Regions from separate parts of the Homo sapiens genome. Here region 1 is linked to region 2. Evidence: chromatin loops called from intact Hi-C (ENCODE). Cell type or tissue: heart left ventricle. All regions are shown on one strand. Each heading gives the region's core, and the rest is flanking DNA. Links, peaks and the distances in the headings are about the cores only. Region 1 overlaps BBX (BBX high mobility group box domain containing). Region 2 overlaps BBX (BBX high mobility group box domain containing).

Region 1 (16,823 bases), core at 4,915-12,914, 120 kb after region 2:
TAATTTGATTACTCTTTTTAATAGCAGATGTAGAATAAATTCATGAAGATGTTAGGAACATGGGTAGGGTGAGTGAGGTTCGAGGAAGGAAAGACGACTTAAGTTGTTGGGAACTTTTCTTATGGAAAGAACATTTAATAGTTTTTCCAGTGTTATTGAGGTTATGGATGATTCACTATGATTTCTTAAGCTGTCTCTGACATTTTCCCCAAGTTATTTCTAAGACAGTTCACTCGTTCATTCATCACTAAGAATTTGTTCTTTGTAGTAGGTATGCTTCTATTAAGTGTGGAAGACAAACCTGCAAACAATAAAACCCCTGTCGAAGGTGATAATGTCACAGTAGCTGTGTAGATAAAATACTGTGGGACCGAAGGGTCTACTCCAGCAAACCAACTCCAGCTTCTGATCATAATGGGGCAATCACTTAAGATACCTAGAAATGAGATAAAACAGTATTTCTGCTCTCCCACTAGATTCCATAACATTGGTTAATAAGCTAGGATGACTCTGGTATAAACAAACAATAGAAATTTAAAGTTCATTCTTAATTAAGATATGATATGTTGAGAGTCTATTTTATTCCCATGTATGTAGTCAAGTAAATGCTTCACTTCTAAATACTGAAACTATAAGATGTCCCACAGTAATTGAATTACAGACAAAAAGGCTCATTTGCTGCAGTTGCAGTAATTATGTGGTGAAGCAGTTAATTTTGAACAAGTGTGAAAAGATGTCACGTTGTCACAGAAAGGATCAGAAAGAGAAAATCACTTTCCACTGCAGCATATTGATCTGATACCTCAGAAGCCTGATACTTTGTCCTCCATTAAATCATGTTTAAAATATTTGATTTTAAAATAACTTATTGACTTTCTTTTTTGTTTGTAAAATAAGACATGTTGAATGAGAATAACACCAAAATGCATGGAGACAAAAATATCAGTCAATGCATATACCACTCCATATCTGTTGTGAACATTTTATTGTTTGTCATTTCAGCATGTTTACTAGGCATAAACATAGTTGAACAGTTTCTTTTCTTTTTAATTAGAATTATGGTACATAAATGTTACTGTAAATGCATTTAATGGAAAATATTTTTATTGATTGATTTTGCCATCAAATTCCTATGCCTGCCCTTGTTAGAGGTCCCCCCTGCTTCCGATTTTAGTGTTTTATTTGATTTCACAAAGATGGTGGGATTCAAGGTGTGATGTGGTGTAAACTTGTACTTTTTAGAAATAGATACTTCCTCATATGTTTGCCATGTATCATAAAATTACTGCCCTTTAGTAGGATGGGAAGCATAGTTTTCTTTTTCAGGGAAAAGAAAATAGCTATTTTGCTAGAGAAGGAAAACTTCAGGGTATTATAAGGATTTATTTGTGATCACATTTGCCTGATGCTGATAGATGCAATGGTATACACATTGCTTGTTTAGATTGTCGTTCTTTTATTCTGCTTTCTTAACTTTGCTGCAGATGCTCTTAGTCACTGCATGTTCACATACTGGAGTGGTTAATGCTCCTTTTAGAAGCTAAGTTATCAGGCTGTCAGTCAAGAATGTACTAACTGCTGACTTTATGGATGCGTCCCAAAAGTTAGATTTGGCGTTAGAGGTCACATTCATACAAAACTCTGTTTTATGAGAGCAACGAATACTTTATGGTCCAAGTGCTGTTGGCAATTTTCCAGTTTCTATCTATGTGTCTATCAGCTCTACACTTTGTAGAAAGTAGGCATGCATGTGCCTGCACATGTGTTAACCTTAAAAGCATAGTTCTTTTCCATGAAAGCTGCTTTATTTTTTCTTACCCAGAAAGATTCTATTGTGGTAATGGTAACTTCTAACCCAGGATTATACATCTTCCTTAGGCTTCAGTTAAATCCTACTGTTGCTCTCTACTAACTGAACTTTAAGTTATCAAAAATAAGAGCCTTCCCATTATTTTACTATGTCAATATCTGTTGTTACCTCCCTGCATTAAAAGACCCCAGATGGAAAATTGTCTTTCTAAATTCCCTTCAGCAATACCTATTGCAGGTAAGAAACTATTTTTTAACAAATATTATAATGTGGTTGCTATTTATCTTCTCTAACTGTTTAACATGAACCATGGAGATGACGGATATTTTATTGTTTTAAAATAAGCTTGTTTCATTCTACATATCATCATTAGACTTTTGCCTTAGCAGTAAGTATGAAAGGTTAAGAAATAGATTCCATTTTTAAATAAAAAACTTAAACTATGTTTCAGTTTAAGGTCTTCAAAATTTTTCCCATAGTTGCGATATTTTTTTTCTGAGGTAATAAGCCCTGTCCAAGGAGATGCTGAATAACTCTCTAATAATGTCCAACAATGTCTGACATCACAGAGAAGGAATTGAGAGGGTCTCCCAGGTAGTCAAATGGATGCTGTTGCTATGGTAAGTTCCTACGTCACCATGACAAGCAGAAATATCCAAGGAAGCAGCAGTGGCGGAGCAAAGGCAGCCACTTCTAGCCTGGCAACTAAAAGCTGAAAACTCACATGACTGAATTTCAGGGAACAGTTTTCCCATAGTTGAGAGTGGGGTGCCTAACTGAATCATCAATGTCAGCTATGAACAGTAAGAAAAATGCCTTTGTAAGATCAAAGATAGATACTGTATTTGGAATTTGTTCAGGAAGAGTAACTTTGCAATTGCAAATATACTTTTAACTGCAGTATTTGTTATCTGTCTTCGAAGGAGAGCTGCATGTTGATAGGCCACTTCCTGCCTTTCATCTTTTTTTTCTGATTGTAGGCAAAGTGGGTGCGGGGAAGCAGCACCGTAGAAGTGCCAGTCCTTTTTTAAGAGCTGTTTTAAAACATGGACAACTGAATTACATATTTTAGAAAGTAGAGTTGGTTCTGAAGAAATGCAATTTTGTGGTAATTTTGTGGTAGGGTCACTATGAATGGCTTCCAAGAGACTTCTGCCAAATAATAGCAGAGGTCAACAGTATAATCTATAGAGAAACTAGAGAACAGAAAATAAGAATGTATTAGTTTTAGGAGCCAGGGTGTTATATAGACTGACAGGAGGCTGCCAGGATCAAGAAACAAGTTTTAAGAGAATAGGAAGCCCATCTGATAGGAGACAGTATCCATGAGAGTAGACACTGATTTGTCAGTTTGACAGGTTCTTGTTCGTGGAATCAGCATAAAGTTACCTTGATCCACTTTAACTTGAGGGTGTTTAATCAGGTGTTTGGTATAACGAATGTTGAGGGTAGTAATTTGGGGCCACATTAGGCTATTTGCAAAGTCACACTTGAATAGCCTTAACCAAGATGATTTTTCTAAATGAAATTGAAGGAAGCAAAGGGGAGGAAACTCATCAAAGGTTGCTGAAAATTACATGTAGAAGATACGCTATTCCCTTTCCTTCTCAGCCTTCATTTTTCTTCATCAGCTCTCGCCAGTGATGCATCTGTGAGAGGATAATGCAGGCTATCCTGCCATGAGTAATGGACCTTGATTTCCACTTTTCTGATTGCTTGCTATCTGCTGTAAGTAATGCCTTACAGGCATTCTCCCTGTGTCCTAGAGCATTTTAACTAATACTCTATTTGGGCAGAAGTCCCAATAACCACATAATTTTTCATTCAACTTTTCTAATTTTTGTCTTTATTGATTTCCAGTAAAACTCTCAGTGCAGATTTTTGCACGTTTGTTTTGTAACCACAAGGTTTTTTGTTGGTATGTACCTTTTCTTTGTGATATTCTTTCCTTTGAGAATAGCAAGGAACCCTGAGAATTGTTAGATTGTTCTCAAAATAGATCACTTCTTGTCTGCTCCATTCGGCTGTGACTTCTCTCATTAGGATAATAGAATAAAATTGCCCTTAAGAAGCTTTTCCTTTATTGATCCAGTTCATTTCAGAGGCGGAAAGTGAAGAAGAAACTAAGAGTCCTTTTTATTATCTTATTGTAAATAAACCTGGCCATTTTTACTCTTAAAAACAATACTGTACTCATTTTACTCATACTAATAGTACAAATTCAAGTAATCTCAGTTTTATAATTTAATAGGAAAATACGTAAATATGTGTGTGTGTTTATGTGCAAAATGTTTAGTTTTAACTTACCCTCTTGTGGATTCACTTTTACAGATCATTAAATTGGTGAGTTTAGATCAGTTCTAACATTGTACAGTTTTATCTGTGATTCCCAATGTATGCTTCATAAAATCTCAGATCTAGAAATAACCATAAGAGAAACCTTCTGGTTTTCCTTTGTCTGTTTGAGCAGTAGTAGATTTAATATAAGAAGAGCTGTCTGTGTTTTTTGTTGTTCTTGTTTTTTGTTTTTTTTTTTCTTCTGGTGAATTTCTAAGACTATAAACCTGTGGTGATTTTTAAGTAGGAAAGTTTTTAAAACTGTTTTGGAAGATAGTTGAAATAGTGACAGTAGTTGTCTGGACTTTGCAGTATCAATAATTTAGCACTTTTAATGGTCAAGGACAGACCCCTCTTTCCACTAGTCATGTCTAGGGGCACTTGAACTCCCCATTGATTTTTTCATCATGGAGGAGCCTCTCAGTGTTCCAGGTAGTTCTTCCCTGAGCACACGAATGGTTGGATTGATGTGAGGAGGCCCACAATTTAAAGGCCCAGGTTTGGCCATGTTTATTACTTGTCTGAGCTGCAGACAGTTGTGGTGTTCACATTTTCTAGTGTCATAGGCAGTTTTGCTCCAGATTCTGAATAAATGCAAAAGTAGGGCTAAGGTGGTTTAGTCCTAACCAACCCGTTAAAGGTCCAGATCTCCTAATTTCTGAAAGTTTAACATCTCCATAATAAATTATGCACTGAATTGTGTCTAAAATAAAAAATTTATATTTATTAAGGGCCTCTATGGCTTTGCTTTGAGGACATTAGAAATTGACTTTTTTTAAGGAAAAAAATGTTTTTCAATATACTTTCTAAATAGATGTTGGGAATTCTTATTAAAATGTTGGAGAAGTTATTTTTTCCTTAGTACAGAATTCTAAGAAAGCACATCAGAAATGTTTAAAATGTCAGAAGTTAAAAAACAACTTAGTGACGGCTTACAAAATTCAGCTTTAAGCCAATTTTCAAATCATAGAATCCAGCGTTAATTAATAATGGAGGGCAGTTTGCATAAACTGGGAAAAACAGGGAGTGAGACAAATATACAAAACAGCTGTTACAGTTTTTCTTAAGACTCAGCTACACAGTTAAGTTTCTTTTTTTTTTTTTTAACGAGTATAAAGGCTCTGTGAAGGCCCGCATAGCTGATATATTGTGTCTTTATTTTTCTTGTAGAGAATGGAGAGGGGGGAATGGAGAACTTATAGACAGAGAAGCGGGGAATGCAGGACAGCCTGGCCCCTGCTGGAGATAAGGAGGTAAAATCATAGCATACAGTGGTAATAACAGGCCTTCATGGTCATCTAGCCCAACTTTTTGATGCTTGAAGACTCTCCACAGTTTTTCAGCTTCATCAGTTGCTAATTTTGTCTTGAACCGGCCTGACATTGGATCTATTTTTCCTTTTGTGAGGTGAAAGCCAGGACTAGACACTGGTCATTTTTACTCTGTCTGGTACCATTATTGGTCCCATAGTTCACTACCCAAAAAGTGCTCTACAAGCAACAGAAAATGAATATGGAAAGTACAAAATGGTCCGGGCACGGTGGCTCACACCTGTAATCCCAGCACTTTGGGAGGCCAAGGTGGGAGGATCACCTGAGGTCAGGAGTTCGAGACCAGCTTGGCCAACATGGCGAAACCCCATCTCTACTAAAAATACAAAAATCAGCAGGGCATGGTGGCACACATCTGTAATCCCAGCTACTCTGGAGGCTGAGGCAGGAGAATCACTTGAACCCGGGAGGCGGAGGTTGCAGTGAGCTGAGATTGCACCACAGCACTCTAGCCTGCGTGATGAGCGAAACTCCATCTGAAAAAAAAAGAAGAAAAATACAAAATGTTATTTACACTTTATTACATTTTATATCTGTTCCCAGATTATCTTTGACCATTTCTGTATGAATGCCACAAAATTCCAGTTCTGTTCTCTCTTCAGCATTACTTTCCTATAAAGGCCCAGCCAGTTCTTCTAGGTCAATCCTGAGGTTCCAGGAATGGCCAGTTACCTGACCTATTTCCTGTGATCACATCCCTTGAAAGTTGCTGAACCTACTTAGTCCTAAATAATAGCACAACAAATAACTGAACAGTTCTTTTCAGACTCTTTTCAATGTGTTGTTGATGCCCAAAGTAAGAGAATCCAGGTCACAGTTGGCAAAGTTTGCAGTGGCAGGAAGCTCTTGGGGAACCCAGGGTTCCTTCTTGACCGTGTCTTTGGCAGTGTGGATAAATTTAGCCATTAGTTAAGGGGTTAATAATGGGACAAATTGAGATCATCAGAGGGAGTAAAGAGAATTGTCTGAATTCTCCAATGGCTTTTATAATTGCCAAGTGTCCAGTGCTGAGAATGTTATATTATTATATATTATCTATTCCCTAATGATTTGGACCACATTTGTTGCACTCTATTACCTGCTGCCTAGTTTCCAAATGGTTTTATTATTATATAGGTTTTATCTCACCAACAAGTTCTTTATTGTTCCAACTCATATTTTATAATCACTGTCATCTCTCTTAATGCTAGTCCATTAATAGGTCCTCAAAAGGTTGATTTGGGATCAGAAGGTCTCCCTAGAGGAGTTATATATAAGAGCTATGAAAGAATTTGCCCACCTTTTAGTACAGATTTGGCAGTCATCAAAGCAAATGGCTGGGAGAGCTCAGCAAGCAGAATTCTCCTTTGACTCCTCAGTGAGCCCCTACCTTTCAGTTCAAGGGAAGCTATAATGTGATATAAAATATGTCTGATATTTGCTGTTAGATTGTGATTTTTGGTACACAGCAGACAACGACAGGTTTTCCTTATTTTTTTCCCCCTAGAATCAGGGCGATCAAGTATATTTTATTTTCTCCAGTTGGTTCTTTTTCAAATTTTCGCCTAAACTTTTATTCTTAAGCCGTATAGTAGTACATATTTTAAAATCTAGCAATACTTGGACATTTGTGAAGACCTTTATTTGGTACAAAATGTCTTTTGAATTTTTGCTTGTACTTAAAAATATTTACAATAAACACAGGAAGTTGTATGCTACTCTGAGATTATAGGGGAGGTTTGTAGAGTGCCCTTCCCTTACGTGCTGTGTTGCTTATGAAAATGACAAGCTTTCATAATATCTGTTAAACTGTAACCTGCCTATTGTGTTCAGTACAGAATGCTGAATTTAGTTAAAATGTTAAGATATGTTTGTTCCACTTCTGCCTCAGAAAAATTAGATGGAGATGTGTGTGCTCTCCATCAATAAAGCGTATTTGTTTTGAAAGATGCAGCACTCACGGGCTGTCAGTCATAACGACTTCTGAGAGTACTTTAAGAGCTGCAGCATCAATATTTACAAAATACAAAGTGAAGAAAAGTACATTGCGTCACAGACATGTGCTGTCTTGTTCCGATTCCCTCCCTCCTCAGTGTATTTAGTATAGTTAAGTCTATATGGAGGAGTATTTGAGATACGAATGGAAGTTTGGGATTCCTCTAAAGTAATTACTGAGAGGTATGAATGAAATACCAACAAGGCTTGTAAAATGGAATTACTTTTCCTCCCAAAGTAAATGTATTGATTAAAAACTAAAATCAGTGATACAATCAGATGGAAGAAAGTACCTGTGTTTAAAGTCCAGAGCCTTTATAGGCTGTGTTCCTAGTTTGCTTCTTAATGACATTATAAAGATTATGTAAATCTCTCTGAGGCGCCTCTCAAATGGGCATAATTTTACCCATTTCATGGGATTTTGTAATAATAAATGTGTGCAATAAAGGCTTTGTAAGTTATAAAGTGGTACATAGTTGGAAAGCAGCAAATAAGGTAGCCTAGGGTTTTTTAATGGCAGTACTAGCTTTTTGTATAAGAAAATATATTTGGAACTTATTAATGAAATGTACTCAAGTTGTATATTATAAAGTGCTTTATCATAAAAAATTAAAACGAATGTATTAGATATGTCAGAACAATGACTTTATTATTATATTATAATCTATCTTTGAAAAAAACTAAAAGCAGCATGGGCTCACTTTTAGCATATAGTCTCTCTTATTTATCCTGTATTCTGCCACTAACTCTTGTGGCCTGGTAAATTACTAAGTGAAAGCATTCTCTCCCTCTTGTTTCCCCAACATAATGCCATTGTGTAAATATGGAAAGGCTTGGTTAGACACTTATCACAAAGTACGTTGGAGATTCCAATTAGAAATGGACTAAATTAATGAGAAATGGTTTTAGCAGGGTTAAGAATCTTGCTTAGGGGAAAAATGATATTGTATTTGAAAATTCTTGGGTTTAACTCAATATGTGGATGGTTACCTATCCCTAAAATCAGCAAACACAATGCCTTAATGATATAAAGAGCTTCTTCAGTGATTTCCCAGGTTTATATGGTTTATGATTATTTTACAGAGTAGCTTTTTTTTGGTATTATAAAGCATTACCTTTATATTTAAATAGGATGCTAGAAAATAAAAATTTGGCCAGCAGAGGGAGCAGACTTATGTAAATTGGGCTGTAAGGAAGATACTCTAGGGTACTTCAGTAAACGTGTATCTTGTGGGTAGTGATTTACAACATTCTTGTACTGTGCATTGAGAAGAAAATTAAAGGAAGGAACTTCAGTCATATTAAAACCAGTTCTTTATGTTCTCACTTTGATGCCCCCCCCCCTTTTTTTTTTTTTTTTTTTTTTTTTGAGAAAGAGTCTCATTCTGTTACCCAGGCTGAAGTGCAATAGCATGATCACAGCTCATTGCACCCTCTACCTCCTGGCTCCAAGGCTCAGGGGATTCTCCCACCTCAACCTCCTAAGTAGCTAGGACCACCGGTGTGCACCACCATGCCTGGTTAATTATTAAATTTTTTGTAGAGACAGAGTCTGATTATGTTGCCTAGGCTGGTCTCAAACCCCTAGGCTCAAACGATTACTCCTGCCTTGACCTAACATAGTGCTGGGATTACAGACATGAGCCATGGCACCTGGCCACTCTCGTACTTTTTAAAAGAGAAAAAAGGCGAGCAAATAATACACGAATAGGAACTGTGTTTTGTTATTGTTGTTATTCTTAGACATGAAGAATCTTTTGTAAATAAATGTCATCAATTTAGTAAATTTACTGGATAAAAATAAGGTTTTAGTACTTGGCTCTGGTTGGAGCACATTCATTCTAAACACATAAAAGGAATATAAATAACACCTGAAAGAAATATAAAAGGAATTGTTAATGTTCTAAACAGAGCACTGTTATGACTGAATCATCAAGTAAGCACTTACATTTTGTATCATATATATTAAATCAGGAAAATGGAAAATATTTAACATAAAAATTTCACCCAGCATGACGCAAGTATAAAACAAACGGTTTTCTGCTCAACACTAGTTATATAGAAATTAATCAATGATAGCATCCTATGCATTCTAATTAATTTCCTTGGCAAATGTGCAGGCTGATATAAGATGATTGGATTCATGCATTTACAAGTACTATTTATTAAATACGTATATTCAAGGCAGTATTCTAAGCATTTGGGAAGGTAAAGGTAAACCACACCTACCTTTATGTAATTTGTAATTTAGTAAATGGTGAGTCTAATTCTAGTGTACCAAAGTGAAAGTAGGTGGGCGTTGCAGCAGCTAGGATAAGCAACTTCGCTAAACACTATACTACTTAAAATAAGAAATACGTATTCTTTTTTTGCTTTTGAGAAAAATATTTTTGTTTTGCAACCATTAAGATTGAGAAGTTTTGCTTTATGAAGTGAAGTCGATTTGACTGTTACTTAAGTTATTCACCATCTTTCTTACAGTAAAGAACAGTAGCTAAGGAAAAAGATTTCCAATCAGTGATACAGACTATTGATTCTTAACTAAATCATTGTTTCTGCATTGTTTTTTAAAATTATAATTAGATATCAGGATGATAGAAAACATCCAGATTTTTTAATTATTTTATTTATTTATTTATTTATTTATTTATTTATTATTATTATACTTTAAGTTTTAGGGTACATGTGCACAATGTGCAGGTTAGTTACATATGTATACATGTGCCATGCTGGTGCGCTGCACCTACTAACTCGTCATCTAGCATTACGTATACCTCTCAATGCTATCCCTCCCCCCTCACCCCACCCCACAACAGTCCCCGGTGTGTGATGTTCCCCTTCCTGTGTCCATGTGTTCTCATTGTTCAATTCCCACCTATGAGTGAGAACATGCGGTGTTTGGTTTTTGTCCTTGCAATAGTTTGCTAAGAATGATGGTTTTCAGTTTCATCCATGTCCCTACAAAGGACATGAACTCATCATTTTTTATGGCTGCATAGTAGTATTCTATGGTGTATATGTGCCACATTTTCTTAATCCAGTCTATCATTGTTGGACATTTGGGTTGGTTCCAAGTCTTTGCTATTGTGAATAGTGCCACAATAAACATACGTGTGCATGTGTCTTTATAGCAGCATGATTTATAATCCTTTGGGTATATACCCAGTAATGGGATGGCTGGGTCAAATGGTATTTCTAGTTCTAGATCCCTGAGGAATCGCCACGCTGACTTCCACAATGGTTGAACTAGTTTACAGTCCCACCAACAGTGTAAAAGTGTTCCTATTTCTCCACATCCTCTCCAGCACCTGTTGTTTCCTGACTTTTTAATGATTGCCATTCTAACTGGTGTGAGATGGTATCTCGTTGTGGTTTTGATTTGCATTTCTCTGATGGCCAGTGATGGTGAGCATTTTTTCATGTGTTTTTTGGCTGCATAAATGTCTTCTTTTGAGAAGTGTCTGTTCATGTCCTTTGCCCACTTTTTGATGGGGTTGTTTGTTTTTTTCTTGTAAATTTGTTTGAGTTCATTGTAGATTCTGGATATTAGCCCTTTGTCAGATGAGTAGGTTGTGAAAATTTTCTCCCATTTTGTAGGTTGCCTGTTCACTCTGATGGTAGTTTCTTTTGCTGTGCAGAAGCTCTTTAGTTTAATTAGATCCCATTTGACAATTTTGGCTTTTGTTGCCATTGCTGTTGGTGTTTTAGACATGAAGTCCTTGTCCATGCCTATGTCCTGAATGGTAATGCCTAGGTTTTCTTCTAGGGTTTTTATGGTTTTAGGTCTAACGTTTAAGTCTTTAGTCCATCTTGAATTGACTTTTGTATAAGGTGTAAGGAAGGGATCCAGTTTCAGCTTTCTACATATGGCTAGCCAGTTTTCCCAGCACCATTTATTAAATAGGGAATCCTTTCCCCATTGCTTGTTTTTCTCAGGTTTGTCAAAGATCAGATAGTTGTAGATATGCGGCGTTATTTCTGAGGGCTCTGTTCTGTTCCATTGATCTGTATCTCTGTTTTGGTACCAGTACCATGCTGTTTTGGTTACTGTAGCCTTGTAGTATAGTTTGAAGTCAGGTAGTGTGATGCCTCCGGCTTTGTTCTTTTGGCTCAGGATTGACTTGGCGATGCGGGCTCTTTTTTGGTTCCATATGAACTTTAAAGTGGTTCTTTCCAATTCTGTGAAGAAAGTCATGGTAGCTTGATGGGGATGGCACTGAATCTGTAAATTACCTTGGGTGGTATGGCCATTTTCACGATATTGATTCTTCCTACCCATGAGCATGGAATGTTCTTCCATTTGTTTGTATCCTCTTTTATTTCCTTGAGCAGTGGTTTGTAGTTCTCCTTGAAGAGGTCCTTCACATCCCTTGTAAGTTGGATTGCTAGGTATTTTATTCTCTTTGAAGCAGTTGTGAATGGGAGTTCACTCATGATTTGGCTCTCTGTCTGTTGTTGGTGTATAAGAATGCTTGTGATTTTTGTACATTGATTTTGTATCCTGAGACTTTGCTGAAGTTGCTTATCAGCTTAAGGAGATTTTGGGCTGAGACAATGGGGTTTTCTAGATATACAATCATGTCGTCTGCAAACAGGGACAATTTGACTTCCTCTTTTCCTAATTGAATACCCTTTATTTCCTTCTCCTGCCTAATTGCCCTGGCCAGAACTTCCAACACTATGTTGAATAGGAGTGGTGAGAGAGGGCATCCCTGTCTTGTGCCAGTTTTCAAAGGGAATGCTTCCAGTTTTTGCCCATTCAGTATGATATTGGCTGTGGGTTTGTCATAGATAGCTCTTATTATTTTGAGATACGTCCCATCAATACCTAATTTATTGAGAGTTTTTAGCATGAAGGGTTGTTGAATTTTGTCAAAGGCCTTTTCTGCATCTTTTGAGATAATCATGTGGTTTTTGTCTTTGGTTCTGTTTATATGCTGGATTACATTTATTGATTTGCGTATATTGAACCAGCCTTGCATCCCAGGGATGAAGCCCACTTGATCATGGTGGATAAGCTTTTTGATGTGCTGCTGGATTCAGTTTGCCAGTATTTTATTGAGGATTTTTGCATCAATGTTCATCAAGGATATTGGTCTAAAATTCTCTTTTTTGGTTGTGTCTCTGCCTGGCTTTGGTATCAGGATGATGCTGGCCTCATAAAATGAGTTAGGGAGGATTCCCTCTTTTTCTATTGATTGGAATAGTTTCAGAAGGAATGGTACCAATTCCTCCTTGTACCTCTGATATAATTCAGCTGTGAATCCATCTGGTCCTGGACTCTTTTTGGTTGGTAAGCTATTGATTATTGCCACAATTTCAGCTCCTGTTATTGGTCTATTCAGAGATTCAACTTCTTCCTGGTTTAGTCTTGGGAGGGTGTATGTGTCGAGGAATTTATTCATTTCTTCTATATTTTCTAGTTTATTTGTGTAGAGGTGTTTGTAGTATTCTCTGATGGTAGTTTGTATTTCTGTGGGATCGGTGGTGATATCCCCTTTATCATTTTTTATTGTGTCTATTTGATTCTTCTCTCTTTTTTTCTTTATTAGTCTTGCTAGCGGTCTATCAATTTTGTTGATCCTTTCAAAAAACCAGCTCCTGGATTCATTAATTTTTTGAAGGGTTTTTTGTGTCTCTATTTCCTTCAGTTCTGCTCTGATTTTAGTTATTTCTTGCCTTCTGCTAGCTTTTGAATGTGTTTGCTCTTGCTTTTCTAGTTCTTTTAATTGTGATGTTAGGGTGTCAATTTTGGATCTTTCCTGCTTTCTCTTGTGGGCATTTAGTGCTATAAATTTCCCTCTACACACTGCTTTGAATGAGTCCCAGAGATTCTGGTATGTTGTGTCTTTGTTCTCATTGGTTTCAAAGAACATCTTTATTTCTGCCTTCATTTCGTTATGTACCCAGTAGTCATTCAGGAGCAGGTTGTTCAGTTTCCATGTAGTTGAGCGGTTTTGAGTGAGATTCTTAATCCTGAATTCTAGTTTGATTGCACTGTGGTCTGAGAGAGAGTTTGTTATAATTTCTGTTCTTTTACATTTGCTGAGGAGAGCTTTACTTCCAACTATGTGATCAATTTTGGAATAGGTGTGGTGTGGTGCTGAAAAAAATGTGTATTCTGTTGATTTGGGGTGGAGAGTTCTGTAGATGTCTATTAGGTCCGCTTGGTGCAGAGCTGAGTTCAATTCCTGGGTATCCTTGTTGACTTTCTGTCTTGTTGATCTGTCTAATGTTGACAGTGGGGTGTTAAAGTCTCCCATTATTAATGTGTGGGAGTCTAAGTCTCTTTGTAGGTCACTCAGGACTTGCTTTATGAAACTGGGTGCTCCTGTGTTGGGTGCATATATATTTAGGATAGTTAGCTCTTCTTGTTGAATTGATCCGTTTACCATTAAGTAATGGCCTTCTTTGTCTCTTTTTATCTTTGTTGGTTTAAAGTCTGTTTTATCAGAGACTAGGATTGCAACCCCTGCCTTTTTTTGTCTTCCATTGGCTTGGTAGATCTTCCTCCATCCTTTTATTTTGAGCCTATGTGTGTCTCTGCCCGTGAGATGGGTTTCCTGAATATAGCACACTGATGGGTCTTGACTCTTTATCCAATTTGCCAGTCTGTGTCTTTTAATTGGAGCATTTAGTCCATTTACATTTAAAGTTAATATTGTTATGTGTGAATTTGATCCTGTCATTGTGATGTTAGCTGGTTATTTTGCTCGTTAGTTGATCGCAGTTTCTTCCTAGTCTCAATGGTCTTTACATTTTGGCATGATTTTGCAGTGGCTGGTACCGGTTGTTCCTTTCCATGTTTAGTGCTTCCTTCAGGAGGTCTTTTAGGGCAGGCCTGGTGGTGACAAAATCTCTCAGCATTTGCTTGTCTGTAAAGTATTTTATTTCTCCTTCACTTATGAAGCTTAGTTTGGCTGGATATGAAATTCTGGGTTGAAAATTCTTTTCTTTAAGAATGTTGAATACTGGCCCCCACTCTCTTCTGGCTTCTAGAGTTTCTGCCAAGAGATCCGCTGTTAGTCTGATAGGCTTCCCTTTGAGGGTAATCCGAACTTTCTCTCTGGCTGCCCTTAACATTTTTTCCTTCATTTCACCTTTGGTGAATCTGACAGTTGTGTATCTTGGTGTTGCTCTTCTCGAGGAGTATCTTTGTGGCGTTCTCTGTATTTCCTGAATCTGAATGTTGGCCTGCCTTGCTAGATTGGGGAAGTTCTCCTGGATAATATCCTGCAGAGTGTTTTCCAACTTGGTTCCATTCTCCCCGTCACTTTCAGGTACACCAATCAGACATAGATTTGGTCTTTTCACATAGTCCCATATTTCTTGGAGGCTTTGGTCGTTTCTTTTTATTCTTTTTTCTCTAAACTTCCCTTCTTGCTTCATTTCATTCATTTCATCTTCCATCACTGATACCCTTTCTTCCATTTGATCGCATCAGCTCCTGAGACTTCTGCATTCTTCACGTAGTTCTCGAGCCTTGGTTTTCAGCTCCATCAGCTCCTTTAAGCACTTCTCTGTATTGGTTATTCTAGTTATACATTCTTCTAAATTTTTTTCAAAGTTTTCAACTTCTTTGCCTTTGGTGTGAATGTCCTCCCGTAGCTCGGAGTAATTTGATCGTCTGAAGCCTTCTTCTCTCAGCTCGTCAAAGTCATTCTCCGTCCAGCTTTGTTCTGTTGCTGGTGAGGAACTGTGTTCCTTTCGAGGAGGAGAGGCGCTCTGCTGTTTAGAGTTTCCAGTTTTTCTGCTCTGTTTTTTCCCCATCTTTGTGGTTTTATCTACTTTTGGTCTTTGATGATGGTGATGTACAGATGGGTTTTTGGTGTGGATGTCCTTTCTGTTGGTTAGTTTTCCTTCTAACAGACAGGACCCTCAGCTGCAGGTCTGTTGGAGTACCTGGCCTTGTGAGGTGTCAGTCTGCCCCTGCTGGGGGTGCCTCCCAGTTAGGCTGCTCGGGGGTCAGGGGTCAGGGACCCACTTGAGGAGGCAGTCTGCCCGTTCTCAGATCTCCAGCCGCGTGCTGGGAGAACCGCTGCTCTCTTCAAAGCTGTCAGACAGGGACATTTAAGTCTGAGGAGGTTACTGCTGTCTTTTTGTTTGTCTGTGCCCTGCCCCCAGAGGTGGAGCCTACAGAGGCAGGCAGGCCTCCTTGAGCTGTGGTGGGCTCCACCCAGTTCGAGCTTCCTGGCTGCTTTGTTTACCTAAGCAAGCCTGGGCAATGGCGGGCGCCCCTCCCCCAGCCTCGCTGCCACCTTGCAGTTTGATCTCAGACTGCTGTGCTAGCAATCAGGGAGACTCCGTGGGCGTACGACCCTCCGAGCCAGGTGTGGGTTATAATCTGCTGCTGCGCCATTTTTTAAGCTCGTCAGAAAAGCGCAGTATTCGGGTGGGAGTGACCCGATTTTCCAGGGGCCGTCTGTCACCACTTTCTTTGATTAGGAAGGGAACTCCCTGACCCCTTGCGCTTCCCGAGTGAGGCAATGCCTCGCCCTGCTTTGGCTCGTGCACGGTGCGCGCACCCACTGACCTGCGCCCACTGAATGGCACTCCCTAGTGAGATGAACCCGGTACCTCAGATGGAAATGCAGAAATCACCCGTCTTCTGGGTCGCTCACACTGGGAGCTGTAGACCAGAGCTGTTCCTATTCGGCCATCTTGGCTCCTCCCGCCTTTTAATTATTTTAAACTAAAACAACGACTAAGTCATATGAAAGAAAAATTACCTTTTAAACTTTTACCATTTTAGATGAAATTTAATATATATATATGTTTTTTTTAAAAAAAATGTATGATTGCTCTTAAAATTCAAAGAGCTAGGCCAGATGCGGTGGTTCACACCTGTAATCCCAGCACTTTGGGAGGCTGAAGCGGGCGGCTCACAAGGTCAGGAGTTTGACATCAGCCTGGCCAATATGGTGAAACCCCATCTCTACTAAAAATAACAAAAATTAGTCAGGTGTGATGGCATACTCCTGTAGTCCCAGAAACTTAGGAGGCTGAGGCAGAAGAATTGCTTGAACCTGGCAGGTGGAGGTTGCAGTGAGCCGAGATTGTGCCACTGCACTCCAGCCTGGGTGACAGAGCGAGACTCCATCTCAAAAAAAAAAAAAAATTCCAAGGGCTCTGTGTAACCTGGAGCATGGAAGATTAAAAATCAGTGTTCGGTGATTGATACAGGAGAAAAGGGAATGGATAATTATTTCTCTTCTGAGGTCAAAATTACAAATAGAGAGTCATTTTTTCTCTCTTCAGATCTGCAATACTTAGAAACTATTTCTAAGTAAATAAAATCACCAGGTGTTTTAGTTTGGCAGTTTGAATATGCTATTTGAGTAATTGTTAGGAATGTCTGAAACAGAGGGTCA
Region 2 (16,823 bases), core at 5,128-13,127:
TTTTTGAATGTGTATGTGTGTTTCTTCTAGACCTCTTTATCAGGTTAAGGAAGTTCTTTTCTTTTCTTAGCTAAGAAATTTTATTATGAATGGGTGTTAAGATAGTTTGTTGGGCTGGGCGCCGTGGCTCACACCTATAATCCTAGCACTTTGAGAGGCTGAGACAGGCGGATCACCTGAGGTGAGGAGCTCAAGACCAGCCTGGCCAACATGGTGAAACCCCATCTCTACTAAAAATACAAAAAATTAGCCAGGCATGGTGGTGGATGCCTGTAATCCCAGCCACTTGGGAGATTGTGGCAGGAGAATCGCTTGAACTCGGGAGGCGGAGGTTGCAGTGAGCCGAGATCGCGCCATTGCACTCCAGTCTGGGCAACAAGAGCGAAACTCTGTCTCAAAAAAAAAAAAAAAAAAAAAAAAAAAGATAGTTTGTTGACCTAATCATGTCATTTTCTTCTCTTAAGTGGTTAATGTAGTGAATTCCATTGATAAATTTTCTGATGTTAAACATCCTTACATTTCTGAGATTAAACTCAACCTGATCTTACTCTTTTCAAACACTATTCTATTTTTTATTTTACTAAGAAATTTTACATCTACTTTGAAGTGTGAGTGGATAATAACTTTGCTGTTCTTACAGCTTCTAGCACAGGGTTAAAGTGAACCTCAGCTAAAATAATTTTCTATAACCTCTCTGTGCTGTGGAATAAGTCACTTAGAGTGAGAATTATTTATTTGAACTTCTATGAAACTGCCTCAGGACTGGTACCTTTTTTGTTTTTTTTTTTTTTTGAGAATGTAGATCTTTGGCAACTGCTTTAGTATTTTTCCTATGGTGGTTTTGTTGTTGGGTTTTCTGTTTGTTCTTTGGTCAGTTTTTATAATTTATATTTTGTTAGCAAACTGTCCACTTCATGTAGGCTTTGAAGTTTTTGGTATAAAGTTGTTCTTACTGTTCTTTTCTAATGCTTAATCTTTTTTGTGTCTCTAGTTTTTGTTTTTCATGTATTTATTACATTCTTTTATCCTAATCAATTCTACTATTTTTGTTCTTTTTACTTTGTTCATTTTTCTAGTGCTTGTTTTGAAATAATTCATTTATTTTTAAACTCTTTTCTTCTCTGAAATGCCATTTGATGTACTGTTTCCTATGAGTACCATTTTGGTAGTATCTCACAGTTTTCTCAGGTAGTGTAGTGATTGTCATTCAATTTGATTTTAAAATTTAACCATTCATTTATTCTCAAACCAATACATTATTTTAAAATGTGGTTTAAAATTTCCCATTAATTTTTTTTGTCTGTTATTTCATTATTTCTTATGTTACTGTATTTAGGTTAGTGAGTATGATCTGCAGGTTAGCAGTATTTAGAAATTTGTTAATACTTTCTTTGTTGGCTGCTGTGCAGCCATTCTCTGTGAAGTGAGTTCTTTTTATGTGGGGTCCTGAGTACATATATTCGTATCAGGTTAATATTATGTCTCTTAGGTTGATTAGAATTTGTTATTCCTAGCCTTCATAGTATTACTTATTTTTCTTTTGATTTGTCTCTTATTTTCAGAGAGAGGTGTTCTAATCTGATTGTGATTGTCAAGTTGTGTTATGGGTTTTGTCTTTTTTTCTTTATATATTTCAAAGCTATATTGTTAAGTATATAGATAATTGGTGATTGTTATCCACTTGTGGAAGGTTATTCTTTTTGGTGGTAAAAATATTTCTTTTTCCCTTCTAAAGATTTGCTTCTTGATTACTTTTTTGTCTATTGTGATACTGCTATACCTACTTTTTAAATTTCATTTGCCTGCTGTATGGTTTCACATCCCTGAATTTTAAACCTTTACGTGTCATTTTGTTTTAGGTGTATCTTTTACGGATATGGACATAGCTGGGTTTTACTTTTTGGTTAGTCTGAACGTAACTCTGAATAGCCTGTTTATGTTTATTTTGACTTAAACCTCCTGTATTTTCTGTTATCCTTTCTCTTCATTTCCACTTTCCAGACTTTTCTTGGAATGATTAAGTTGTCTTTGTTTTACTCTTTATTTGCTCTATTGGTTTGAATAGCATACATTCCTTTCTATTTTGTGGTTGCCTTTATATTATTAACATGCGTATTTAAACATGTTTTTCTCACAACATCTACAGTTATAGGTATTTGTAGCTTCTCCCTAAGCAAGAGAACTTGAGTATTCTCTTATTCTCCTCCATTCTCTTTCTTGGACCTCTCAGGTTGATTAAAAAAAAAAAAGGAAAACATCTCCTGGATTATTGTTAAAAGGAAGTTTGGTGCTTCTTGTGTGTATAATCTTTTGTTCTTTTCCTGAGAGTTTTTAAGGTTTTCTGTTTATCCTTGCTACTCAGAATTTTTCATTGATATGTTTTAGGTGTTTTTGTTTTTAATTTATCCCAATTGGCAGCCTCCTTTCAATGTGGAGGCTGTTGGAGTCATGTTCTTCAGTTATGTCAGATTCTCTATTTTCTGCTATTTTTTTTTTTTTTTTTGAGATGGAGTCTTGCTCTGTCGCCCAGGCTGGAGTGCAGTGGCGGAATCTCGGCTCACTGCAACCTCCACCTCCCAGATTCACGCCATTCTCCTGCCTCACCCTCCTGAGTAGCTGGGACTACAGGTGCCCGCCACCACGCTTGGCTAATTTTTTGTATTTTTAGCAGAGACGGGGTTTCACCGTGTTAGCCAGGATGGTTTTGATCTCCTGACCTTGTGATCCCCTCGGCCTCCCAAAGTGCTGGGATTACAGGCATGAGCCACTGCGCCCGACCATTTTCTGCTCTTTTCTTATGTTGCCTCTTCTCCAATTTCTCTATTCTCACCTCTTGGAATTGCCAACAGATGGAAGGTAGATCTGTCCTCTATGTCTCCTAACTTTTCTTTTTTTAACCATTTATTTCTTTATTTCTTTCTTTTGCATTCTGGGGAAATCCTTGGCCCAGGTTCCACTCATAATTCTTTCTTCAACGATATTCTTTCAGTGGTGTCCTAACAGTCTGATCAGTCTTATAGTTCAATAAATAAATTTTTAATTTCCAGCTTCCCAAAGTTTCATTTCCAGGACTCAAGGTTCATTTTAGATACATCCAAATGTTTTGAAGTCTATGTAAAATATGTGTGTGATACAAGTATAGATTCCAACAATCACACAGAGCTCTGTTCAGATCTTGTTTCTCTGCCATTAACTGTGTTGTGGCTGGTTACCTGATTCCTCTGAGCTTCAATTTTCTAGCAAAATTGTGGTAAAAATGTTATACTGCCTATATTGTTGTAGGGATGAAATCCCATAATTGTAATAATATTACCTAACTTAGCTAACTACGTGCCAGGAACTGTACTAGGTTATTTTATTCACGTGTTATTTCATTTAATTGAGCAATTCCTTCATAACAATCTTAAGAATATATCCTTGATAGTTTCTTGATATCCTACTTCCTTGAAAGTAACTGAACTTGTTGAAATTAATTACAAGAGTGAGTCTTTGATCACTAGTTCTCATATTGATATCTCAAACTTACCACGTTAACAGTATTTTATGGAGGTGTGTTTGGCATATTCTTGACTGTCTTTCTTATTTAGAGTAATTCCTTTTTTATTTTTTATTTTTTTAATTTTTTTTTATTTTTATGACAACAAGGCTGTTTATTTCACCTGGGTGCAGGCGGGCTGAGTCCGAAAAGAGCCAGTAAAGGGAGATAGGGGTGGGGCCGTTTTATAGGATTTGGGTAGGTAGTGGAAAATTACTGGGGAAAAGGGCGGCAATGAGATGTGGCTATAGCCTAGGAATAGTCAGGGAAGCAGATAATGTAGTTAAAATGTCTCGACCTAATAAGGGAGCTGGGCAGGTGGGGATAACTAAAAAGGACTGTATAAAAGAATGTTGTCCAAGTTGGCATCAGAGTTGGGGAGTTTTAAGAGGTTTAGAAGCCTGGCTGTCAATGCCTACAACAGTTATGGAGGCAAGGGAAACAGGCCCTTGAAAAGAAGGTAATGTGGAGTGGGTAGCCTCCATATTGATTAAGAAGGGGACGGACTTACCCTCCACTTTATGAGTTACCCAAAGTGTCTGTGATGGTCCAGAAGGCTTCCAAGGTGATTGGGCAGCGTCAGTCTTCAGCTATTAAGCTGAGAAGATCTGGGAAGGAGTCAGTCAGAGAGCCTTGGGCCAGAGTTCCAGGGGCTCTGGGAGTGGCTGCCAGGCAAGTTGGACAGTCTGATTTCCAGTGGGGTCCCGTACAGATAGAACATGGCTTAGGAGGAATCCCGGGCTGCAGGCATTCCTTGGCCCAGTGGCCAGATTTCCAGCACTTGAAGCAAGATCCTGGGGCGGGCAGTCCTGGAGGAACCCCTGGCTGCTGCGGTTCAGGCGTTATGAAGTTCTTGTGTGCTGGAGATGTGGCTGAGGTTTCTCTCACAGTGGAGGCAAGGAATTGCAACTCAGAAATACGTTGCTACTTGGCTGCCTCTGTTCTATTATTGTACACCTTGAAGGTGAGGTTAATTAAGTCCTGTTGTGGGGTTTGAGGGCCGGAATCTAATTTTTGGAGCTTTTTCTAATGTCGGGGGCGGGTTGGGTAATAAAATGCATATTGAGAATAAGACGGCCTTCTGACCTTTTAGGGTCTAGGGCTATAAAGCATCTCAGGGTTGCTACCAAACAAGCCATGAACTGGGTTGAGTTTTTACATTTGATGAAAAAGAGCCTAAATGCTGTCTGATTTGGGAGAGGTCGGATAAAGAAAAAGGAACATTAACCCTGGCTATGCCTTCAGCTCCAGCCACCTCTTTAAGAGGAAACTGTTGGGCAGGTTGGGGAGGGCTAGTTGAGGAAAGAAACTGTAAGCCAGATAGGGTGTGAGGAGGGGAGGTGATAAAAGGATTATAGGGTGGGGGAGCGGAGGCTGAGGAAGAATTGGGACCTGGCTTGGCCTAGTGAGGAGCAGCTTGGGGAGGAGGGGAGAGGTCAGATGGGTCTGCAGAAAAGGAGGATTCAAAGGACTCAAGAGTTTGGGGTGGAGACTGAAGGAACAGACAGGAGAGAAAGAAGAAGGATTTGGGACAAGTTCGCACTGGGAGTAGAGACTAGGGAGGGACTGATGTGTAGTAAAGAATGCCTGGACGTCAGGCACCTCAGACCCATTTGCCCATTTTTTCGACAAAAATCATCCAGATAAAATGGAGAAATCAAAAGTGTTGTTTTCTGGCTATTTAGAACAATTATTGAGTTTGTATTGGGGCCAAGCGGTGTTGCAGAAGAAAATAAGACGCTTAGGTTTTAGGTCAGGCAAGAGTTAAAGAGGTTTTAAGTTTTTGAGAACACAGGCTAAGGGAGAAGAAGGGGGAATGGAGGGTGGAAGGTTGCCCATAGTGAAGGAGGTAAGTTTAAAGAGAAAGGTAGTGACACGGAGAAGGGGGTGGTGAGCAGCCCTGGGACGCAATGTGGGTGAGCAGCCAAAGCAGGTGTCCCCGCAATTGACTTGTCACCAAGGGTACGTGGGTGAATGACCAAGGCAGGCATCCCCACGGTGATCAGACACCAATGAAACATGGGTGAATAATCAGGCAGGCATCCCCGCAGTGGTTAAACACCAAGGGAAGACTGTCTTCCTGAGTCCGTGACTGGCGCCGGAGTTTTGGGTTTCCGGATAAAATGTGTCTCTGTCTCTACTAGAGGGGAGAAAGAACTGGAGTTGGAAGGACAGGGAGATTGAAGGGTAGTGAGAGAGGGAGATTGAAGGGTAGCGAGAGAGGCTGGAGAAGAGAGTGAAAAGACCACTTACCTGATTTGAAATTGGTGAGATATTCCTTGGGCTGATTGGTCTGAGGACCCGAGGTCATAGGTGGATCTCCCCACAGAGTGAGGGCGAGGACAGGGGACTGGTCTCCCGAAGGAGTCCTCCTGTCCCAGGTCTTCGGCACCAAATGTCACGCGAGTCTATGTGAAGAGACCACCAAACAGGCTTTGTGTGAGCAACAAGGCTGTTTATTTCACCTGGGTGCAGGCGGGCTGAGTCCGAAAAGAGAGTCAGCCTCCTGTTTTATTCCTTTAAAAATCTGCTCAGTGTTTGGTTCCTGTGCATGTGTATATGTGTGTATGTGTGGTACGTATGTGCATGCACATGTGGTTCACTTTAATCCACCTGTTGGGATTCCTTAGCTGAGTGAGGTACCATTGGTGCAAGTTCTGCTTGCCATTGACTGTGCAGGGCATTTACTTTTTCTGAAAGGATAATGTACCTATTTTATGAAGAAATCATTTAACAACATAATATGAAAGGGTAAATAAAGGTTATGGGAAATTATATCATGTTAGACTAAGAGGCTGAAAATACTACCCAGAAAGTACGTTACCTTCTTTAAGGTGCTTAGGATGGTACATTTATTTCTGAGCAGAACCACTGTGTGCTGGTGACCACATCGGACACTCATTGTCTCTTGAACTTTTCCCGTCTGCTATATTCACGTAATCCTTTCGTTAGTTCTCAGAATTCCCAGCGAAAGACTTTGTGACAATCATTTATTTTTTTTTAAATGTGAGCAATTAACTCTTTTTTCTTCTATTTAATATATTATCTTGAGACAACTGGTATGTGTTAAATGGCTATTTTACTGGGATTGTTATTCTTCAGAGATGCCAAAAATGCCTGAAGCTGATTGGAGATTCTCATGTATTAAAAGTAATTGCATATTAGTCTTTATATCTGAATGCTTTATAATTACAGGTAAACTCTCAGTGTGTTTCCTTTCTTCGTAACATTCTGATCGTTAGTATGTTTACAGATTCTTTTAGAAAAAGGTTAGAATTAACATCAATATGGTATAATCATTTCAGTATTTAATATAAAAATGTATAAACAGGCTGATTTTAAAAGTAACATATAAATTATCAACCCTCAAATAAAAATTATATATCTTAAAAGTATGACTAGGAAAGCTAATTTTTAAAAATATACTGATTTACCTCTATTGTTGTATTAAAAGGCTCATTTTAAAGAATGCAAAACATCCAGGAAAATTCCATGAAGAGATATTGTTAAGTGAGCCACCCTCTTTGTTAATTTTGTCTTCAAAAGAAGTCTGTGCATTTAATTTGCTACCGGTGTACCCAATATATGTGTTTCTTGGCTTATTTAAAAATTTTAAGTAAATTTCCAACTAATATAATATTTTAAATGTTATCCCAGTTTAGTAATAAATTAACCAAGTGAAAACAATGAAAATATTATATTCAATCTTACATCCTCATTATTGGAATGAGATCGTATTTACAATAATTAACCTACATCAATGCAACTATTTTTCAGTGTTTCAAAGTTATGATTCTTTAATGTGTACGTAGAATAAATCTAAACAACAATTAAAAAGAATCAAACAAGCTATGTCTAATGGAGATTAAGAAGCATTCTCCGTGAAGATTTAGTATATCATCTGGTATCTCTTTGTATAAACTCAAAATTTTTTAGGTACAAATAATAAATAAAATGTTTGTTGGCTGGGTGCGGTGGCTCACGTCTGTAATCCCAGCACTTTGGGAGGCCGATGCGGGTGGATCACAAGGTCAGGAGTTTGAGACCAGCCTGGCCAATACGGTGAAACACCGTCTCTACTAAAAATACAAAAATTAGCCGGGCTTGGCGGGCATCTGTAGTCCCAGCTGCTCGGGAGGCTGAGGCAGCAGAATCGCTTGAACCCAGGAGGCCCGGAGGTTGCAGTGAGCTGATGAGATCACGCCATTGCATTCCAGCCTGGGTGGCAGAGTGAGACTCCGTCTCAAAACAAACAAACAAACAAACAAACAGTGTTTGTTAACATGTTATGTGGGCTTTAAAAATGAAACTAAATATAGATTAAACATAGTTACAGTTTTGTTAAATATTTTCAGTACATTTTAAAGGAAATAAACAGCTTTGGTTTCCTGTGACAGTCCTAATTTAAAATCTCTCTCTCTTTTTTTTTGAGGTAAGGTTTCGCTCTTGTTGCCCAGGCTGGAGTGCAATGGCACGATCTCAGCTCACCGCAACCTCTGCCTGCTGGGTTCAAACAATTCTCCTGCCTCAGCCTCCCGAGTAGCTGGGATTACAGGCATGTGACACCACACCTGGCTAATTTTGTATTAGCCGGGAGACCGGGTTTCTCCATGTTGGTCAGGCTGCTCTCAAACTCCTGATCTCGGGTGATCCACCCGCCTCAGCCTCCCAAAGTGCTGGGATTACAGGCGTGAGCCACCACTCCCAGCAAATCTTTTTCTTTATAAGTATTCTTATGTTTGTTCAGACCATGTATCTCTATTTTTGGTTTGAAAAATATAAATAGATAGTAAAAATAGTTTAACAGCTATCATTTCTTGAATACTCACTCTGAAGCAGGCAATATGGTTAAGACCTTTGGAAGATTATATCATTTATTCTTCTGAAAAAAAAGTTAAGATTTGTAAACATCTCCATTTTATAAACGAGAAATTTGAGACCTGGAAAGGTTAGGTAGGTAATCCAATATCACACACCTAATAGGGGGCTCCAAACTTAAACCTGGCATCGTCTTACTGCAAGATTAACATTGTGTTATATTTGGGTACAGGTTATTTCACTCTTTGCAATTTAGCGACTTTAGGTTGATCTTTTGAGAAATGTAATTTCAGGGAAATATATATCTTAGATAAGTATCTATTAAAGTTTAGGCTGATCTTTGAATGTTATGAAGAAGAGGGATCATGTTATTTATATTTTGGTACTCTCAACATGTAGCTCAGTGTCACATATGATAATAAACACTCAATTCGTTGAAATGAAGTAAAGGAAATTCTTCATTGGGAGCTTAAGGAATAAAATGGGTGAAAAGGTATGGAGCAATATTGTAAAATCCACCTTTTACATCACCATTATTAAAGATATTACTAATTTTAATTACAAATTATAACTTTTAAAAAATGTAATTATGAATGAGATGCAACTGAATGCTGAAGAATATCTCTTGACCTCTTCTGTGTTGTCCTTCCACATTATAAAAATTGATTTATTTTTGAGAAGGAATGACTCAAGGCTGTAGAGGGCAGTATAAGCCAACTCAAGTGGACTTTCCTGGGTTAGTGAAGTGGTACAACTGTTGTTACTGTCCAAGTGTCCAGTTAGGTTTGATACCCCAAGTATCTGACCACTGGCCATTAGAATTGTTTCAGACTTAAAAATAAAGGAAGATAAAATGGAAAGTGTTTTAGAACCAAAGAATCACATAAACCCACAAAAAGGTGGCAATTATGCAACAGCTGTTTCCACCCTTAGAAATTCTTGTGGCAAAACCAAAGCCATTACCTGGATAATCCCAGCCTAAAAACAATTCGTCTCAGTGAACTTTATGATAAAGTTTCTTGTAAAGAATTTACTTTCTTTACTTGTCTAGTTGTATAATTTCAATTAAAAATAGTAAAATCCTCCACCGTCCTCCCCTTTTCCTCTCTCTACCTTCACCAACTTATAAAGACATGGACTGTTTAGTTGTTTACCAAATGATGAGCTATTACTAAATTTAGAAAATAATTAATATCAGTTCAGATTTTTTTGACATTCTCTTATTTTGTTGCCAGTGTTTATGGACAGTTTGATTATTCAATGTTTGCTTGATTATATCACTTTTCTAGTTAATAAGATGTTTTTGGACTATATTTTCATTGAGTTTTTTAGGTTTTCATTTAGGGAAAAAAATCCTGGCAATATTGTCACCTTTGTTGCCTACACTGATCATCTGATGGGGATGGATATCTAAAAAGAAGTAAAGTGCAGGGTAATGCTAATTATATATTTTAGTTAGATAGCATTTTATCTGCTCATTTATTTTGGCATTTAGCTTTAGAGAAGTATAGTTTCCATGGCTGAATTTTTTTTTTAATTATATCTAACAATATCTGATGATGTAATACCAGACATTCTACTCATTTCCTCGGGTAATTATGTCTAATTTAAATAATTTCAATAGGCAGTAGTATCTCAAAAGTTTTAGTAAATAGCAAGTTTTCTAAATGTAGATAAATGAAGCATGTGTGCCAGAAATGATAGTTGTGCTGTCTTCAGGTCTTTCTTGTATGTTTGACAATGTAAAATGTGTTGAGGCCAGGCGTGGTGGCTCATGCCTGTAATCCCAGCATTTTATGAGGCTGAGGCAGGAGAATCAGTTGAACCCGGCAGGTCGAGGCTGCAGTGAGCAGTGACTGTGCCATTGCCTTCCAGCTTGGGTGACACAGCAAGACTTTGTCTCAAAGTAAAGTGATGAGAAAAAGAAATGTGATAAGAACCAAGGAATATAAAATTAGTTCAGAAAAATAAAAATAAAAATGTGAAGACACCAAATGTTCCCATCATATTCTCATTTAATTTTTACCACGACCAGTGGTTGCCATTATTATCTTTGCAGATGTGGGGAAACTGGGGCTCAGTCAATACCAGTGATATGCTGAAGTTGAAGTGGTTCATAAATTATAATACTATAACTGGCATCCAGTCTTGCCTTAATATTTGCTTAGAATTAAATAGCTATTTTATGATTGTATTGGCACAAATGTGATTTTTTCAATATCTTTTTCAAAACACTACTTATATTTTGTTGAATGAATAACTGGCTTTTTTTTCTTTTAGCTGGAGAAGATGTTGTCTGAAAATTATCATCGGTTTATTGACCTCCCTAATTCCCTGACTTTGGGCAGTTTCTCATTTTCAGTTTTGCCTTAGAAGGTTTTTCTGTGTGATCTAAGGTATAGTTAAGCTTGAATGTATATTACATGTGTGTGAAAGCCAAAATTTAAAAGAATCTATAGAACTAAGAGCAGTGAGACATTAATCAGATGAAATTATAAATTCAATAAATTTGTGATGCAAATTTACTTTTTGACACTCAATATTTTTTAGATACAAGTCAAGATTCCAAATATTGATTGATCTATCTATCTAGTTATTTTTACTTTGTGATTTTTGTTTTAACATTAGGGGCTTATATCTTTGGTTACAAGGGATTGACCAAAACGCACTATTTTTCTTTCCTCCCGAAGCTCTTTATAAGCATTAAATTGCAAGAAGATATTTATTTATTTATTTATTTATTTTTTGAGATGGAGTCTCACTCTGTCTCCAGGCTGTAGTGCATTGGGGCGATCTTGGCTCACTGCAACCTCTGCCTCCTGGGTTCGAGCAATTCTTCTGCCTCAGCCTCCTGAGTAGCTGGGACTACAGGCGTGTGCCACCATGCCCAGCTAATTTTTGTATTTTTAGTAGAGATGGGGTTTCACCGTCTTGGCCAGGATGGTCTTGATCTCCTGACCTCATGATCCACCCACCTCAGCCTCCCAAAGTGCTGGGATTACAGGTGTAAGCGCTACCGTGCCTGGCTGAAGATATTTATTTTTTGTGGTATCTCTGTAAAGCACATAAAATTTGTTGCCATGAATCTCATTATTAAAACACTGAAATGGATCGCTGATATGCCTGCTCTTCTCTAAAGAGGAGGGGGTGGACTCAGTATATGGTACTGTTGGTGTGAGTGTGGATCACAATATGATTCACCCAGCTAAGAAGTAAACCCATATTTGGTTTTAAATTTGTCGAAAGAACATTTCCAAAGGGAAAACATGGCGGGAATGGAAGGAAAGATTGGAAAGTAAAGATATTCTGCTACTATCTTACTAGGAGAAGAATTTGAGGCCTACTTTAAGGGTATATGACTTGGGCAAGTTATTTAAACTTTCTAAATCTCAGTATCCTCATCTATAAAATGGGAAAGTAATAGTACCTGCCTCACTGATTATTAGGCATAAGGAATAATAGAATTATGAATAGTGAGGTAAGACATATAAATGGCTTCTGTAGTACTTGACACATGGTATTCTCTAAGCAATTGATAATAAATAGTAAAAGGTAGTTCTTATTGCTGCAGTAATCGTAAATGAAAATTAATGCCTGAAGTTCAGTGGTAGCAAAGGGACTGGAAAGAAAATATCAAATGAACAAAGGGTAGATAAGTAGACCCCATAAGTGCTTAGTGACTGATGTGGTGTGGGTATTGCAGTAAGGAGGCTCACCAAGATGACGAGCCTGGCCAAGCATAGAGGGCTATATTAGAAGTACTGTCTTATCTCAAGAAAGTAAGGTTTTCAAATATCAATAAGGCAAAGAAGTAGGGGGAAAAAAACCCTTGAGAACAACTTCTGTTTTTGTTTGACACACTTGTTTTAATGAATTTGTATCTAACATTGACCATGTTTAAGTGGTTTTAGATAAAGTGCATTTTTGCTGTTGTTCTTGTGGTTCTCCTACCTAAGCAATTCAAGTTTTCAGAACTAATTTGTTTGACTAGTCAATGTTCTCTCTTAAACAGCTTAGTGGCAAAATTCCTGCCATTGCTCTGTTGTAAAGAATCAGCTCTTCTTTAAGATAAACAGTATCTAGAAGCATGGCCAGGTGCATTCACTGCACTGTAAGAGGGAGACATGGGGGGAGTAGTCAGGAAGCATGTAGGTGGGAAGGGTTTCCTGTTTCCAGGCAACAGCAAGGAGCTACAGACGGAAAGCAACTTGAATATAAATTCATTCAAGAAAGGACATTTTACCACCTTGCCTTCTAAGCAGTGAGGACGCAGACTTGACTGAAAGATAGAGTGAGGTTGAAGCTTCATTTGTCAGTGGGTAAAGTTATTAGAAACCTATTTCTCATTAGGTTTTGTATGTATGAAAAATATCACATACTAGTGGCCAGGTTAGCATTTTTAAATATTTGAAAAATAGTAGCATCTACGCTTGCCTTCCTTCCAATTTTCCAGAAACATGGGTTTTTTTATGGCTTCATTTTCCTGTCTTTCTGCCTAAAGAGCAGAGGGGCTCGTGGCCCTGAAACAGGCTCCTTCCCTGCCTGACTCCATCTGCAGGAAGGAGAAGCACAGCACACTCAGCTCAAAGGGAGGTGCCTCCTCCCTTGAAGAAGCCCATCCAGAGGTTCACAGGGAGCAGATGAGAGAAGAGTTCTTCCTGCTCCCTGGGCCAAGGGGAATGTGGACCTGTCCCCTGCTTGTGACATTTTCCCCAACCTGTCAAATGCAAGAGTAGCAAATTTGGAAGAGTAGAAGAAGGCAGTTGCAGGCGGCAGCTACCTGATTGGGGTGAGTTATTCTTGAGGCATTTGAGATATTGAGTTGATGATTTAAATATTGGCCCACTAAAGATTTTATAAGTAATGTAGTCATTCCTTGGGCCCTGAGGGACCCTCTTGTTCTATATTCCAGCTCTTTCGTAATGAGAGGGATTACCCATACTCAGAAGAGATGCATGTCTCAAACGCCTGCATTATTTTTTCTCACTTTCACATTGTGTTTCCTCTAGTTGTTGAGGTGAGCTCCTTTTAAGATAGGCTTTATTGTTTTATTATACTGCTTATATTTAGGAGTTTTTCTTCAAAATCTATGTCAGAAGATAGGTCTCGTAAAGGGCGAGTAAGCACTTGGGCGAATCATGCACTGGAATTTATCTTTTGATTAAGTTTGAGAGTGTGCCTGGAACAGTTGGGTCTTTCATCTCTCAGTCTGGAGCCTCCTTTAGTAACTTGTCCTGAGACTATAGGCAACCCACTAGCTAGTTATAGGGCCACCAAAAGAGCTGCCCAGACACTTAAGCAAACACACAGGGTCCAAGCTTCATACTGGATCCCTTCTTGCCATGTATTCGGGGATGAATCACTGCTTGAAGGGTCTAATCTGTCTCCTTATTGTCCTGTCTGGAAGGGTCACATTATTTGAGTGTAACTCCTGAGAGCCTGGCGGGTCTTTTCACACAGATGTTGATGGATGCTTTGCAGTCCCTCCCATCCCAGCAGATTTCTTTGTGCCTCTTTTTACATAGGCACTTAACCTATGTTGAGGGAGCCTCTTTTATTACCAGAAAGAAGACGTTAAAGGAGTTTAATCCTCACTGTTGGTAATAGTTTGTTCTTCCCCAGTTTGCATACTCGGGTTTTAGTTGGATATCGAGCTGCCTCTTTTTTACCATATCGGTCTTCATTCTATTATTTGTGTTCTTAAATGTCTTGTGGGAACATTAGAAAGGTACCTATGATGGTTGAATATCTTTAGTTTTACTATCATTTTCTATAGAATTTTAAAATCTAGTTTTAAGAACACAAGTTGGCAAGCTCTGGAGTATTTTTTGTTAATTATATAAATTATATATTTATGGCGGTGGATTTTTTTTCCCTACGTAACTTTGGATTGTACTTGAGAAGCTCATTGCAAATCAGCACAGCAGATTTTAAAAAGCCAATAATCTTTTATGTAAAATTTGACTTACTTATGGCATTATATATGCAGTTAATTGGGTCTAGTTCATTTTAATCACTTGACATCAGTTATAGAGTCCAATTTCAGACATAGGAAATTATGAAACATTAATGTAATACAAAATAGGCTCTTTATCATGCTTTTTTCATGAAAAAATAGTTTCACTTACTAGGAGTTTATGTTGGCTATTTGATTTTTAATCTTGTTTCTCTTGTGTGAGCTTTTGGACAGAATATGAATTTTAAATCCACAGGTTTTTTTTGTTGTGATTTTTAAAAATTATTTTCACTATCCTCCAACATTGTTATTCAGTATTATTATACAAGCACATTCATGTGATAATATATACTAACAATTTGTTTTATTTTACTGAAGATTCCAAAACAAAATTTCTATTAGTAAAGAACATTGTCTTTTGATGTAATTATAGTAAATTTTAGTTTAATCTTAATATTTAAATATTTACCAAAATATATGACTCATATGTAGGTAAGTTATCAGGGGAAAACATCCTATGATTTTAAAACTGTTAAGCACTCAATTTTTTTTTTTAATTGAGACAGAGTTTTGCTCTTTTTTGCCCAAGCTGGAGTGCAGTGGCACGATCTTGGCTCACTGCAACCTCCGCCTCCTGGGTTCAAGTGATTCTCTTGCCTTAGCCTCCCCAGTAGCTGGGATTACAGGCATGCACCACCATGCCTGGCTAATTTTGTATTTTTAGTAGAGATGAGGTTTCACCATGTTGGCCAGGCTGGTCTCAAACTCCTGACCTCAGGTGATCCGCCCGCCTCGGCCTCCTAAAGTGCTGGCATTGTAGGCGTGAGCCGTCACACCCAGCACAGTCAATATTTTTAATAAGAGATAATAAACTTCATGATTTTAGTCAGTCTTCTGTAACTATGCAAACAAATGTTAAAATATGGAAGACCTAAAATCTACCTAATATCTGGTCTGAGTGTAATCTTTAAATTGTTATTCATAAATGAATTCTTGAATGAGTTTTGCTTAAAGACAATCTTGTATTTAACTAGGAGCAAATTTAAACCAAGCTTTTAATTTTTCATATCCAAGCTGATGATTTTGCCTTAAAATGTCTTTGATCATATTTTTACTTACTAAACATCTGTAAAATAGTTACATTCATTATTATACACTTATATATATATTATTATTACACACTTGTTGGCAGTGTAGGGTGGATAAAAGAGAAATTTAAGACGTTTTCCCTGTGTCCTAGGAAGGAAATGGCCTTTTCCCATCTCCTTTGAATCTCTTTTGGTTATGCAGGCCAGTCTCTTTTATGATTCTTAAACTTGGAAATTCCCCTTCTGTGATCTTTCATTTGTGTCATGTTCCTACCAGGTTTGAAGTGAAGAGACTATATTTTCTTCTAGGGGCTTAGCAGTACTTTGCATATACTAGATAGCTAAAAATTGTGGAATTAAGCATAGATTTTTAAAAACTAGCTTTGATAATATAAGTATATGCCAAATTATAATTAGTGGTTTGGTAACTGGTCTTCTGTGCTGTGGGCATCAGCTGATTTATTCAGTTTTTATACACTGCTTCATACTCCGTCGTTAGTGTCCTTGAATTGGCTGTTTCTTTTACTTTGCAACCAGGAACTTAAGAATTTGAGTTACACATGAAGAATTTATTTATCAACAGCAGGGCAGAATTTATAGAATTTGTTAAATCTCATTCTTTATCATGTACTATGTCCTCTAGGGAATAGTTGGCTGATATTTTTAGAAAAGAATTATGTTATTATCATTACCATTAGAATGCTTTTTTTAAAATTAGAATCTAGATTACCTTTATCAATTTGTACACAGTATTATTACATCTGTAGTGGCATATTTGTAAAATATTTACTTTAGTATATAATGTGTATATATATGAGCCAAGGTATTTTTTAGAAAGATTCTTTAACGTTTTATTTTTAATGTTTTCCCCCAAAACTTTAGGCAGAAGCAGTTATTTCTTCTTAGCTTGCTAGGGCATCCAATTTTCATCAAATTTTCGCCAAACCTTCTTTTTAAAAAAAAATCACATTTACCTAGTAGAGGTATTGTTAAAGTACTTTCTATAGGTAGCAAATATTAAGCAAAATAATATTATATTTTTTGAAAATATTTGGAAAAATTTCTGCAGTTTTTACCTTAAACATTTTTAGCACGCATATGGCATATGTGGAAGCTTTTTTTTTTTAAACACATTTTTGTTTTAAGTCTCATTGGAGTTTTATCTCAGTATCCATACAATATTTACAAAACTAATATTTTTTAATAACTGATTTTTTGACAAAAAGATGGAAGTTATATCTTTATGGTTGAAGGATCGTCCTAGTCTGTCAGTTGTCATCTTTGAAAACCAATAGCCACCCAAAGCCAAACTATTGATACTAATTTTAAGACAGTTCCCAGGGACAAATTTCAACAAAGGAGGGTACGTTCTCCCTGTTTTTATAGTTTGCTTGTTCGTTTTTAATCATAAGTGGAGAACAGTTCT

The links. A loop is a pair of places that touch in the nucleus more often than their neighbours do. Peaks named below come from ENCODE experiments on the same cell type or tissue, not always from the same donor. Only the 100,000 strongest peaks of a DNase experiment are listed, where the experiment ranks them.
Region 1: a loop joins it to region 2, with 2.3 times the contacts of the local background. A loop is called at or near these places in 6 of 110 quality-filtered maps.

What each region holds. Positions count from the first base shown.
Region 1 is chr3:107,682,097-107,698,919 of GRCh38, forward strand. The region is part of intron 3 of BBX (BBX high mobility group box domain containing); the gene reads left to right. Among named protein-coding and RNA genes, the nearest start is that of BBX, 170 kb to the left of the region's middle. In heart left ventricle, for the core only: a CTCF peak has its summit at 8,596 (motif pointing right); no DNase peak of the experiment used is centred there.
Region 2 is chr3:107,565,780-107,582,602 of GRCh38, forward strand. The region is part of intron 2 of BBX (BBX high mobility group box domain containing); the gene reads left to right. Among named protein-coding and RNA genes, the nearest start is that of BBX, 51 kb to the left of the region's middle. In heart left ventricle, for the core only: a CTCF peak has its summit at 9,054 (motif pointing right); no DNase peak of the experiment used is centred there.